Regions from separate parts of the Homo sapiens genome. Here regions 1 and 2 are each linked to region 3. The links are chromatin contacts, found by Hi-C or POLR2A ChIA-PET in ENCODE. All regions are on one chromosome and are shown on one strand. The core of a region is the stretch at or near the end of the contact, and the rest is flanking DNA. Distances in the headings are between cores, read along the strand shown. Region 1 overlaps C5-OT1 (C5 3' UTR overlapping transcript 1). Region 2 has its middle 15 kb from the start of PHF19. Region 3 holds the start of RAB14 (RAB14, member RAS oncogene family).

What was found. A loop is a pair of places that touch in the nucleus more often than their neighbours do. ChIA-PET counts read pairs that join two places held with the same protein, here RNA polymerase II (POLR2A). Pooled maps may share reads with other maps.
Region 1: a pooled map shows a loop between it and region 3 (2.3-fold over the local background). The contact joins the enhancer-like site here to the promoter of RAB14 in region 3. A Hi-C loop is called at or near these places in 1 of 168 maps with a recorded cell type or tissue (B cell), 6 of 37 single-sample maps with no recorded cell type and 9 of 50 pooled maps. POLR2A ChIA-PET finds 5 or more read pairs at or near these places in 2 of 52 experiments (MCF 10A and activated T-cell).
Region 2: a map of CD4-positive, alpha-beta memory T cell shows a loop between it and region 3 (3-fold over the local background). The contact joins the enhancer-like site here to the promoter of RAB14 in region 3. A Hi-C loop is called at or near these places in 1 of 168 maps with a recorded cell type or tissue (CD4-positive, alpha-beta memory T cell), 1 of 37 single-sample maps with no recorded cell type and 9 of 50 pooled maps. POLR2A ChIA-PET finds 5 or more read pairs at or near these places in 6 of 52 experiments (CD4-positive, alpha-beta T cell, GM10248, GM12878 and 3 more).

Annotation. Positions count from the first base shown.
Region 1 is chr9:120,941,906-120,946,141 of GRCh38, forward strand. C5-OT1 (C5 3' UTR overlapping transcript 1) reads right to left here. Exons shown (of 2, transcript NR_148450.1): 2 at 347-1,604. Among named protein-coding and RNA genes, the nearest start is that of C5-OT1, 8.8 kb to the right of the region's middle. RefSeq lists an enhancer at 2,941-2,990. Within about 2 kb of position 2,671, at least 3 of the 41 ENCODE cell types and tissues checked have a DNase peak (open chromatin) inside an H3K27ac peak, as active enhancers do; they include B cell, where a contact is called at or near this core.
Region 2 is chr9:120,890,285-120,894,333 of GRCh38, forward strand. It overlaps a transcript of PHF19 not described here. Among named protein-coding and RNA genes, the nearest start is that of PHF19, 15 kb to the left of the region's middle. RefSeq lists an enhancer at 2,337-2,556. Within about 2 kb of position 1,432, at least 10 of the 41 ENCODE cell types and tissues checked have a DNase peak (open chromatin) inside an H3K27ac peak, as active enhancers do; they include CD4-positive, alpha-beta T cell, where a contact is called at or near this core.
Region 3 is chr9:121,199,023-121,203,336 of GRCh38, forward strand. It overlaps RAB14 (RAB14, member RAS oncogene family), which reads right to left and starts at 2,847. Exons shown (of 8, transcript NM_016322.4): 1 at 2,617-2,847. It also overlaps a transcript of GSN not described here and the pseudogene RN7SL181P. RefSeq lists silencers at 2,029-2,278, 2,299-2,768 and enhancers at 2,461-2,960, 2,779-2,998, 3,269-3,428.

The sequences.
Region 1 (4,236 bases), core at 1,421-3,920, 260 kb before region 3:
AAACCCTGTCTCTACTAAAAGAAGAAAAATTAGCTGGGCATGGTGGTGCGCACCTGTAGTCCCAGCTACTCAGGTGGCCGAGGCAGGAGAATTACTTGAACCTGGGAGGCGGAGATTGCAGTAAGTCAAGATCATACCACTGCACTCCAGCCTGGGCAACAGAGTGAGACTCTACCTCAAAAAGAAAAAAAAAAATTCCTCTGCAGAGAATTTAGTAAATATATTATTTTCCCTCTTTAAGTGGGTATTTATTGTCTTTTTCCTCAATTATAACATAATCTCCAGGAGAGCAGGGACTTTGTTTATCTTGATTACACCATCTAGAACTGTGCCTGGCATGCAGGAGGCACTCAATAAATATTTATTAAATGAATAATCTTCCACAGAAGATCTTTGTGTACCAACTATTTTTTTTTCCTTTTGGGAATTTATATAAATCATTCAACAGGAGAAGGATTACTGGATCAAGAAATATAAACATATTTTGGCTCCTGAAATGCATTGTCGAATTGCTTTGCAGACAGATAAGATCAGTTTTCATTTGTTGGGCAAATTTTCAAATCCCAAGTGCCAAGACAGTGATTTCTGGTATGTGGGAGAGGGGGGAGGGGAAGGGAGAAAGGAAGGAGGGAGGTGGCGGAGGGCAGGCATAGGCCGAATCAGAGCTGCTGTCCCTGGTGGGTCAATGGAACTAGAAGCAGCAGCAGTAGTAATCAACCAAGCAGGCCCACCCTCCACAGCGTCTCAAAGGCCCACGCAGGGCAGGAAAGATCTGCTGTATGAACTTGGGTCTGGCCACAGGAGCCAGAGTGAGCAGAAAAGCTGACAGGAGCACCTGCTCTTCGGCTTGCTGTTGAAATCCTGAAGGCTGGGTCAGGGGCCAATGAGCAAGTGGGAGTGAGGACACAAAGTGAGGCTTGGATCTGGTACTGAAGGCTCCTTTGCAGAGGCTGTTTCTGGGTTGCAGCTACTCTGCTTAGGACACGGGATCTGGAACATTAAGTTACACAAGGACCTCTGTCCATAAACCTCCAGGAACACAGAGGCCTCTTCACGTAGTTCTGCTGCTGCCAGGCCCATTCAGCAGCATGCTGGCCCTGTATTCCTTTGCTTCCTGCTCCGCCACTAGAGCAATGGCATAATTTTTAAAAAGTGAAATAACATGAATAACATTTGCTAGGAACATTACAAAAAAGGTGAAGTTAAAAAAAAGAATCCCTAAGAACTAATACATAGAAGCTGAGAATAAATTAATCAGACTAAGGTACCAGTTGAGTAATCCTTATCCAAAATGCTTGGAACCAGAAGTGTTTCAGATTTCAGATTTTTTTCAGATTTTGGAATATTTGCATATACATACAATAAGATATCTTGGGGATGGGACCATGTCTAAATACAAAATTCATTTATGTTTCATGTATACCTTATATACATCCCCTAAAGGTAATTTTATACAATGTTTTAAACAATGTTTTACATGAAACAAAGTTTGTGTTAAGTACTTATGTGTGGAATTTTTCATTTGTGGTGTCATGTTGGTACTCAAAAAGTTTCAAATTTTGAAGCATTTCAGATTTTGGATTTTCAGATTTGGGATGCTCAACCTGTAATTATAAAATTATGGTAATTAGAAGAAAAAAAGAAAAATTATTAAAACCGTACAAAAGTTAACAGGATGACCCATCCCAGACCTATAGAATGAGAACCTGCACTTTCACAAGCTCTTAAACAACACTTCTGAAACTTTAACATGCCTATAATATTCCTGGATTTTTTTTTTTTTTTTTTTTGAGATGGAGTCTCACTCTGTCACCCAGGCTGGAGTGCAGAGGCGCAATCTCGGCTCACTGCAAGCTTCACCTCCCGGGTTCACGCCATTCTCCTGCCTCAGCCTCCCGAGTAGCTGGGACTATAGGCACCCGCCACCACGCCCGGCTATTTTTTTGTATTTTTAGTAGAGACGTGGTTTCACCGAGTTAGCAAGAATGGACTCGATCTCCTGACCTCGTGATCCACCTGCCTCGGCCTCCCAAAGTGCTGGGATTACAGGCGTGAGCCACCACGCCAGGCCTGGATATCTTATTAAAATATAGATCTCCGAGCTCTGCTCCCAAGATTTTCTGTTTCAGTAGGTCTGGGGTGGGGTCTGGGAATTTGCATTCCTGACAAACTCCCAGGCGGCCAGGGACCACACTTTGTATAGCATTGTTCTAAGGCTGACAGTCCTGAGGACCAAAAGAGGAAGGCAAATGGGAAAATTCGAGGCACTGGAGGAGGTTGTTTTTTAAGATAGTGGTCTTTTCCCAATTTTTAAAAAAGCACACCAGGCAGTCTCTGTCTATGGTATCTTAGCACAAAGATGCTTTTTGTTTTTAATGCTATGTTTATATTTGTGCAAGATTCTACATTTTAAAATTTCTCTCACTTGTTGGATCTTATTTCATCCTTGCAACAAATCTGTAAATTGGGTTGGGGGAAATTCTTTCATTATTTTTAAAAGATAGAACTGAGGCCTAGAGAGTTAAGACAGCTGGAAATCACACTCCAGCTGACTGCCACAGATTGTGGGCTCCTGAGTTGGCACTAAGGTGTTTTTCCTAATCATTATAACCCATTAGGGCTGATAATGTTACTTCCGCTTTCTAGATGGGCAAATTGAGACTTGATGAGGTTCAGGAACTCTCCCAAGGCCACAAGTCAGGGCAGCTCCTCTGTTTCATGGTTCAATGTCTTACTTCTTCACTGTATCACTTCCCCATACTAACTCCTCCTTTCTCTCTCTGTCTGTCAGTCACACACACACAACATAGCCAAATCAGTGAGCCATTTTAATTTCGACACCCAGCATTTATTTAATGAACAGACCACAGTTTGGCCTTTCGCCTTTAGAGGTGAAAGGAGGAGGCAAGAAGAGGATGAATGACGACCAGCCTTGCCCCAAGGCCCTAACAGACTCAGGAAACCTTTCTGCCTTCTCCTCCAACTCTAAGCATATCTCCTTTCCCTTCCTCTTCCTTTGCCCTCAGAGAATTACAGTCTAGTCCTGGCTCTAATTTCCTAAAGGTTCTTTATTTGGAAAATATATTATTAAGCCAAACAATCCTTTCCTTAACTCCAATTTCTCTTGTCTCATTCAGTTTCAACCCCCCTCCCACCGACCACCCTTCCAACACCAACACACACACACACACACACACACACACCCCTCCAGCCTAACAACAACAACACCAAAACCCTCTGATTGCTCCCAACTCATCTGTTAGACATGTTAGCCCTGGCCCTCACCACCAGGCTCGGGTCTCTGCTTGCCCCTGCAGGCAATGTTTCTATTAGGCCCTGAGGAGACACCAGGCTGCATATAGGAAGGCAGAGGAGCCTGGTGCTGCGGGTTCTAGCCCCAGCTCTGTTGTGGAACCCTCTTGGTGAGTCCTGGCTCCTCCCTGGGCCTGCTTCCTGGTCTGTGAAATGGGGAGGCATTGATGAGATGATCTCTAGAGGATCTTTAAATGTCAATATTTTATGAATCTAAGTAGGATGTTCACAGGTAAAAAATTATTGAATTTACCACCTCTAGTGTGCCAGAGAGGTATTATTACCCAGCCACAAGTTACTTTTATTGTGCCAGGCACTGTGCTAATCATTTTATGTGCATTATCTGTATTATCTCATTTGAGCCTTGCAGAAATCCTCTGACTTGGGTATTATTAGTACTTCTGTTTTTCAGATGTGAAAACTTCACCTTTTTATTAAAGCAGTCAAGTAGATGTTTTCTTGACTATTAAAAGTCTCTCAGCACTGAAGGGACATTAAGCCCCCTACCTTGAATTGCCCAGAAACATCCCTGGAAGGTGGCAGCTAGACTCTGCTCAGATGGCCCCAGCAATAAGGAACTTGGACCTGACTCTACTTTTGAATGGCTATGGCTATAAGAAAATGCTTCTTCACAGGGAGCCAAAACTGGTGTCTCTGTAACTCCTGCTCATCTCAGTGGTGGGAAGAATGCGGTGTTCAGAGGCCTCACTTGGGCTTCTGTCCTGGCCTTTCCATTTATCAGCACCATAATCCTAGACAAGCTGCTCCTCTGGACCTCCATGTTCACAGGCAAAAAATGAAGGAATCGGATGAGATGAGCTCTAGGTCCTTTCTGGTGTGGGCATTTTAGATTTGTATAATTCATGACTGTGCATGTAACATACACATATCTGACTATAATGATGGAAACAGAGAAGGAGTGGA
Region 2 (4,049 bases), core at 182-2,681, 310 kb before region 3:
TTTTTTTTTTTCCTGTTAACGCTTTTGACGTTTTCATTTTAATATGTGAAACCTGGCTACTTGTCTCAGGGAGAGTTTATGGAAAAAAAGCTTCCAGCTGGCTTTGGGCAGCCCATAAAAATGTACTGAAATGTCTAACTTTGACCAGTTAGAAATTAGGAGCTGTTGGGGGATGCAGGCCGGTGACGCCACTCGCCCTGGTGAGGCCACTGAATTTCAGTAATTAGCTCTCTGGGCAGGAGGACTCGCTCCTAATTCCTTCCTGGTTCCGAGTCAAAGGATGAGGCCCTGAATCTGTTAAAGAGAAACCACAGCTTTCAGATAACAGACAAACATGTCTTTAACACACGCAATCTTTGATTCAAATGATTTCAAAGGGCATGGGGGAGGGAAGGGTTTTTGTGAGCTTTAACCGAAGCCGCTCATCAGAATGTCAGCTCTCCAAATCCTATCCTTCCCTCAGCTCAAGTCTGACCTCCTCCAGGAAGCCCTCCTTGGTAACCCCAGCCCATCACAGGTTTGTTCATCCACACGACTCCTTGCTTTAAAACTCTCCAGAGGGTCTGCCTAACTTCATGGTCAAGTTCAGTCTTCTTAGTTTGGCATACAAGGCCCTTTGTGATCTGACACCTTCTCACCTGTGTAGCCTCTTCTCCTACTCTCCACCCCCACCCTTTAACCCAGGTGCGACAAACAACCTTCACCCCTCTCCCCGGAATTTGGGCCTCAGAGCCTTGGACTGTGTTTTTGCCTTGATGGGGATTTTCCTTCCCCTTCGTCATGTGGCTGGATGGTCCTTATTCCCAAAACTCACCCCAAGCCTCTCCTGCAGGGGTGGGGAGAGATTGAGCCCCCAGGGCTGGGTTAGGTATCCCTGCTCATGCCCCAGAGCGCCTGGGTTTCTGCTCATCACAGTTAGTGTAAGGATCCATTTACTCATCTGCCTCTCCCGCCCTCTTCCCTTCTCTCCCCTCCTCTCCCCTCCTTTCCCCTTCTTCTCCTCTCCTTCCCTCCCCTCCCCTCTCTGAGGAACTTGGTCCAGCTACAGTCAATATCTAGAGAAGGTATTGGCCTAGAGAACCTTGCTCAATCTTAAGCCCGCACACCTGCCGTACTTTGGGATCACCCCGGGAACCTTAACATGCTGATGCCTGTGTTCTTATCTTCAGAGACTCTGGTTTGATTGGCCTGGATGTGGCCTAGGCATGGGGTGAAGAGTGTGGGTTGAAAAGCTCCCCGGGTGGTTCAAGGTGCAGCCCAGGTGGAGCGCCACCATAATTTACAGCACACGACTCAAGACCCACCCAGCCACTTAGAGGAGCTGCACTCCAGGCACCTCGGGGAGTATAACCTTGAACTCGGAACCCCACTATATTTGCCATATTTGTTGTGTTGAAAGAAAACTAGTCATCTGTTTATCTGAGTCAGTAGCATTGAGCAGCTGTATAGTCCCCCACAGGCCCCACCCAGTCTTCCGTGCTTGTTAGGAGAGACGGAAGCATCACAGTCACCTGGTAGAAGGATGCCTGTCTGAGCCCCACCCCAAATCCAAGGAGCCAGACCAGGGACCCTGTGCTATAAACAAGTCTCCTGGTGATCCTTCTGCACACAAATGTGCCAGGGCTCAAAACATCCTAAAACAGGCTGCAAACCCCTGACGCCTTGCAGAGCCAGGTAGGAAAGTTCAAAGCAAAGAAAGGCCTCCAGGGGACCATGCGGGGACTGGAAAACGACTGGCTCTAGCAAATTCTTGTCCTTTGGGAATGTGGGCCCCATGTTGTCAAGTCCCTCTTTTTTAAAAAGAGAATGCCAAAAATCTGAATTTTTAAAAAGGTGAAACTTGTTTAAAGCTGACAACTAATTCAAGCCATTTAAGTACACAGCTCAGACCAAACAAAACTTACCTGGGACCTGAATTTAGCATCTATTACCAATGTTTGCGGCAAACCCCACACGTGGATGAAGCTAGAGGGTGGTGTGCTTGCCTGGCCTTGTCTCGGCTCTCTCTTTTTTGAGCTGTTTTCCTGCTATGGGACTTGGGCCAGCACGGAGTAGGAGTGGGGAGGCGGTGGGGAGCGGGTACAGGAAACGGCCCCTGAGACTTGTGCCGTACGTGCAATTGGGAGGCTGTTTGGGGACATTGTTCCTCACGTTTAACAGTGTTCTCTTCATGCCAACTCTCTAAAAAAATACCTCTCAGGTCTCAGGGCCTAATAGAGTTTTGATTTGCCTCAGCAATGGTGTGCCAGTGTCTTATGGACACTGAATTGCGTGGGATCAAGTTTTAGCTGCTAGAAAGGTCAGAGGGCAATTTGTGGCCTGTCCCCATGGCATATAGGACCTCAAGGTCCACACTTGTATACCTGTCATTCCTGGGTGCTTCTGACCTTTCCAACTTCTGTTTTTCGTTTGATGCTTGTCACATGACCACTCCTGTAAAATTTTATGCTTGTATATCAAATAAAGAAGTTAAGTGCTTTCTGAAATAAGGCATGCTATAAATAAATAAGCCCATAAAAATAGTAAGTGCTGAAAAAAAGGGTTATTGAATACATGACTACTTGAATGATTCATTTTGTGGTTGCACACAGGGCCTTGCACAGAGCAGGTGTTCAGGAAATGAGGGCAGGATGGTAGAGTGGAAAGCAGCAGTTTAGAGATGGAAAGACAATAGCCCTGCCATTTCCTAGCGACTGGGACCTTAGCCAAGCTGACTAACCTCTCTTAGCCTCAGTTTCCTCGTCTGTACAATGGGGACAATCTCAGTGCCACCTTATCAGAGTTGCTGGGAGGATTGAGTAAGATGATGTAAAGTGCCTAGCATGTAACAGGCACTTAATAAGTGGCAGCTGTGATTATTTCAACACCAGAAATACCCTCATCTATGAATGTCATTGTTAAATGACTTAGTAAAGGCAGTAATGTGTGCAACATGAGTGAGGACGCTCTCCCTTTGCTCAAGCCAGCTAGAGTGTGACAGAGAAACCACATGGATTCACTGGGTCAATAAAATGGGGAGGCCTTCCAGAAGCTCTCGATTCCCTCAGCTCCTTGTCCCAGGTCTCTGCTCCCCTCCACACCAGGGCCCCTCTGATTATAGCAGTGATGGCAGGTGGCTCCCTGTCTGAGTGTGGCTGCCCCATCACTCCCCTCTCAGCATGCTTATGTGCTAAAGACCCTGTCCTGTCTGCCCCCGTCATCCAATCTCTAGCCCTAGCCCTGTACATTCCCTTTCTGGAAGCCTCTGGCAGTTTTCTGCAAGCTTCCCAGCCCTGACTGATCCCTCTCCTGGTCATCACTTAAGTGAGCAAATTCATCTTTGAACGGTTCCTTGACCTTTTGCTTGACAGATGCACGCATGCTTTAGAAAGCACACGTCATGCAGTGCACAGGAGGTGCACTCAGAGATGACTGAATGTAGTGTCTGGGGCTCACTCCCTCTGAGGGTTGGACACCAGGCAGACAGTCAGGAAAGCAACTCTCTAATACTGTTACGAGGGAGAAAATACATCATATAGATCCCTGCGATGGAAGGTGGTCTATGGTGAGTTGTAGGTTTCCCTAAGGGCCTAAAATTTATTCATAAGAGGCACTGTTGCATAGGGCAGTGGTTCTCAAAGTGTAGCTCCAGACCTGGAGCATCAGCCTAGACTGGGAGCTCTTATAAATGCAAAATCTCCAGCCTCACTCCAGAACTACTGACTCAAACCATGTGGGGCCCACCCAGCGCTCCCAGTTTTCACAAGCCCAGGGGTGATCCCATGTAGGGCCGGTTTTTGGACCACTGGAATGGTGGATTCATTTGGAACCTGTCACCTCATCTGTCAACAGGGACGACCCTAATCATGGCAGTGGCTTCTGGAAGGGCCACGAGATGAACGTGGGAAGCCTGCCTGGCACGTGGTTGGTGCTGAGCCACCGTCCCCTAAGACTGATCACCCACTACCTTTGGAGGGTCAGCTACCGCCTGGCGCTGTTCTCTGTCAGTCATGGAACCCAAGATAAGGGCTCCAGCAGAAAGGAGAAACAGGATGGAGGTCAGGGAAAGC
Region 3 (4,314 bases), core at 1,597-4,096:
AATGTGGCAAAAGTAACTTTGATGGTCTTCTATATACAGGAAATAAAGTATTCTAATACTGGACCTCTGTTTACAGAAAGAAAGCACTTAACAACCAAAAAGCCAAAAAAAACCCCTGCACTTACTGCTCAAGTTAAAAGGATTAATAGTGAAAATTTTACTACCGATATTGTGTCTGAGATTTGCTTCAAAATAATTTGGCAAGGAGGAGGCAAGTGTATATTGATGAAGCAAGACTGATCACTGTTGACACTGGCTGATAGGTATATGAATGCTCAGTATGCTACCTGATTTTGTATATATTTAAAATTGTCTAGAATAAGAAGCTTTTTAAAAGTCAAGTACAGTACCTCTAATACTTCTATTTGTCAAACTGTTGTCTTTAGCCATGCCTGGCATTTTTTACCACATAAAAATGTTTCAAGCCTCTTTTAAAAAACATGAAACATCTCTCAATAGCCCAAGTTTTCACATTTTATTTACCTTAATCAAGTTTCCTCCACTAGCACAATATCTTACTGTGACTATGCAAAGATATTTGATATTGATAAAAATGAACACTCCAAATTCTGTTGCAAAGTTGAAGTATGCAACAATGATAAAGTTTAACTGTAATACAAAAAAAGCAACAACTTTTTAAGATGTAGCTTTAATTTCAAGGGATTTTTTAATAGCTATTATAATCTAAGGTTTTACGTCTTTACAATAACTGCCATTTATTGAGGGCCTAACACATGCCAGCTACTTTATAAACAGTCTCTAATCCTAAAAACTCATTTTTCAGATAAGGAAACCGAAGTGATCTACCCGTGGTCATACTACTACTAAATGGAGAGCTAGAATTAAGGCCCAGGTTTAACTCTACATGTAGCTCTCCAAAGCTATACTCCTCTCTCATTCATTCAAAAGATATTAAACACCCACTATGTGCCTGGCACTGTTACAGGCACTGATTTACTATATGCCAAGCAATGTGCTAAGGGCTTTCTTTAAACCCCATTTAATCCTAGCAACAACTCTAAGATGCAGGTCCAATTATCCCCTTTATAGATAAGGACACTGAGTCCGAAAGGTTAAGTAACTTGCTTAAGATCACTTAACTAGGAAGTGGCAGTACTGGAGGGAGAACCCTTGACAGTATGACTCCAAAACTCTTAACCACGACATACCTCTAGGCATGATCAAATAAAACTGCCTAAACAGAACTTGGAAGAAAAAATTTGGAAAGGCTTGGGGGAATAAAGGGGTAGGAGCTGGATTACTGCAAGGTCAAGTTTGTCTTCAACAATCAAATCTAAATAAAAGGCAGTTGTTCCTCTACAATATTTACCTTAGAAAAATAAAAGAATTTTTTAAAGGCAGTTGGGATAGTAACGAAATGAGCAGTAAACTTTGCAAGAGTTCAAATCTGGGCTCTGACACTTGCTGTGGGGTCACCAGGAAGGCACCTGTCCTCTTGGAACCCGTTTCTTCTTCATATATGAAACTGAAATCCTGGCATCTCTCCTTTGGGGTTTGTAAGCATGAGGATTTGCCAGTGTAGTGGTTGACTTTATGGACTTTAGGTCATAAAAGGGTAATCAGCTGTCATCCAATGCGAACACAGTAAAAAAGGAATAAAGTTGTAACTACATTATAAATGGTCATGTCTGTAACCCTAGCCTAATTTTTGAATGTAGTACAGAAACCACCAGCCACAGTGTGAGCCGAAGCCAGTTTGTAATGTACCATCAACAGCCAGACACACATCACAACTTTAGGCCTCAGTTTCCTCACTTATGAAGTGGAGACAACTTATCTCCGAGGGCTACGCGGGGCAAGATAAATAGGTACAAAAATACATAAATATGTACCTGGCCCACAGTTAAAACGCTTAAAACACTCCAGCTCTGTCGTCTTCTCTTAGATTCTAGAAATGCCACAACTTTCTCTTATTTCTAGATGCTCTGTAGGTTCAGGGCCGTAGAGGCTGTCCACGGGCCTCACAGGAACGCACCAAAACCAGGACATCGCAAGCACAGGCGCACAGACCCAGACCCCGGCCCCGGCCCGGCCCGGCTGCAGGGCCGGGCTCCCCACATCGACAAGGACACCGGAGCTGCCCCGAGACGCCAAGAGGGCTGCGAAGAGCTGCCTTTGTACTCAGAGCCAGACGCGGCCTACGGGACGGGACCGCCACGTCTGGGGCTTGCGGGCTGCAGGGCGGCGCGGCACGCGTGGGTACACCCTGCGGGGGCGGGCTGCGGCCGCGGGGAACAGCGGCGAGAGGGGGGCCCGCGGGAGATGCGGTCCTGCCCAGCCGCGCCGAGAAGGCGGGGAAGGCGAGGCCGGAACACACCCTTCCCTGCACGCCTCGGAGCGCCCCGCCGGTTGGGGAGGGCAGGAGGCTCAGGCCGGAGCCGCGCAGGGGACACCTCCGCCCCCGCCCAGGAGTCCTGTCAGGCCGGCGCCGCGGCGCTCACCGCCGACCCACGGGCTAGCCACGGCCTGACGGGGCCTGGCCCCGGGGCGCCGCCCGCCTGCGGCCCAGTCTCCACCGTCCCCACACACGCCCCTCTGAAGAACCCGGCGCGAGGAGGTATCAGCCGGCCGGACACTACGGAAGGCCCGGGTTACCTGGGGGGTTGCTGGTGGCTGGGCAGCTTTCCGGGCGGGAGGGGGGCGTCAGGACCAGGAACAGGAGTGCGGACGCAGCGGGAGAGGGGGCGGGGGCGGTCGACCGAGGCGCCGGCAGGTACACTGGCAGGCCGAGAGGTGCAGACGCGCCGGCAGCAGTAGCGGCAGTAGCAGTGGCAGCGGTGACTGCTCCTGTGCTCCCTCAGTATCTTCCTCGGGCTGGTCCAAGATGGCGGCGCTCCCTGCACAGGGTTTCCTGTCACCCTCGCAATGGGCCGGACCACAAAAGAAGGGGGAGAAGATGCGCGCGCAGCTGGCGGAGCCCGGAAGAGGGTGGCTGAGGCCAGCCCGCTAGCCACGCCCCTTCCTCAGCCCTCACCTCTGGACTTGTCGCGCCGCCGCTGAGGCCCGCCCCACGGGCGCTCGCGCCCGGAGGGAAGGTGGAAAGCGCGTATGCGCAAGCGCAGTCGCGTGTCCTCGCCTCTTGGGGGAGCTACTGCGCAGGTCTGCGTGGAACCTGGTGGGGTGCGCCTGCGTCTTGGAGAACTAGGGTTGTCGCTCGTGGAGACTTTTGAACAATTTTTAAAGCCAACATTTACCACTTATTGGACGCTTACCGTATACTGGCCACCATGCTAAGCATGCATTTACTGCATTCATTCAACGTGTATTTATGGGGGCATTTACTGTATATACCGCTGTATGCTTCGTATATACCGGTCCTGTCCAACAAACGTCGGAGGCACGCATCCCCATTGTATCCATGGAGAAACTGAGGCTCAGGTTGGTCAACTCTCTTGTCCAAGATCACGCAGCTAGGAAGTGACCCTGCATTTCATCTCTATTTTGACTTCACTTTGGGGTTGCCTTTGACAGGGTGAGAGAAATGTGATATTTTTCACAATTTGTCTACCACCTGCCATCTTCCAACTTGCTCTGCCATAATCACTGCCCCAGAAGGTTTCGTGCTTTTCGGGTGCAGGGACACGTTTTGACTTTCTTGGACCCTGAGCACTTTTGCCTTGTGGCTTGTACATTACACACACACATATATTTCACACACATGTAAGTTAAATATATGTATAAATATTTAACATATTTTACAACTGCATTGATATAAACATGACGTATCAATATTATATAACAAAATATTTTCTCTGACCTGAAAGTTCATTTTTTTCTTCTGACTTTAAAAGAATGTAAGCCGGCCGGGCGCGGTGGCTCACGCCTGTAATCCCAGCACTTTGGGAGGCCACGACGGGCGGATCACGAGGTCAGGAGATCGAGACCATCTTGGCTAACACGGTGAAACCCCGTCTCTACTAAAAATACAAAAAAATTAGCCGGGCGTGGTGGCGGGCGCCTGTAGTCCCAGCTACTCGGGAGGCTGAGGCAAGAGAACGGCGTGAACCCGGGAGGCGGAGCTTGCAGTGAGCCGAGATCGCGCCACTGCGCTCCAGCCTGGGCAACAGAGCGAGACTGTCTCAAAAAAAAAAAAAAAAGGAACGTAAGCAAGGAGGGCTGGTAGTCTGCGCCTGTAATCCTAGCTACTGGGGAGGCTGAGGAGAGAGGATCGCTTGAGCCCAGGAGTTCTGGGCTGTAGTGCACTGTGTCACTAGATAGAGTGTCTGCACTTAAGTTCAGGAGGGAGGGACCACCCAGGTTGCCTAAGGAGGGATGAACCGGCCCAGGTCGGAG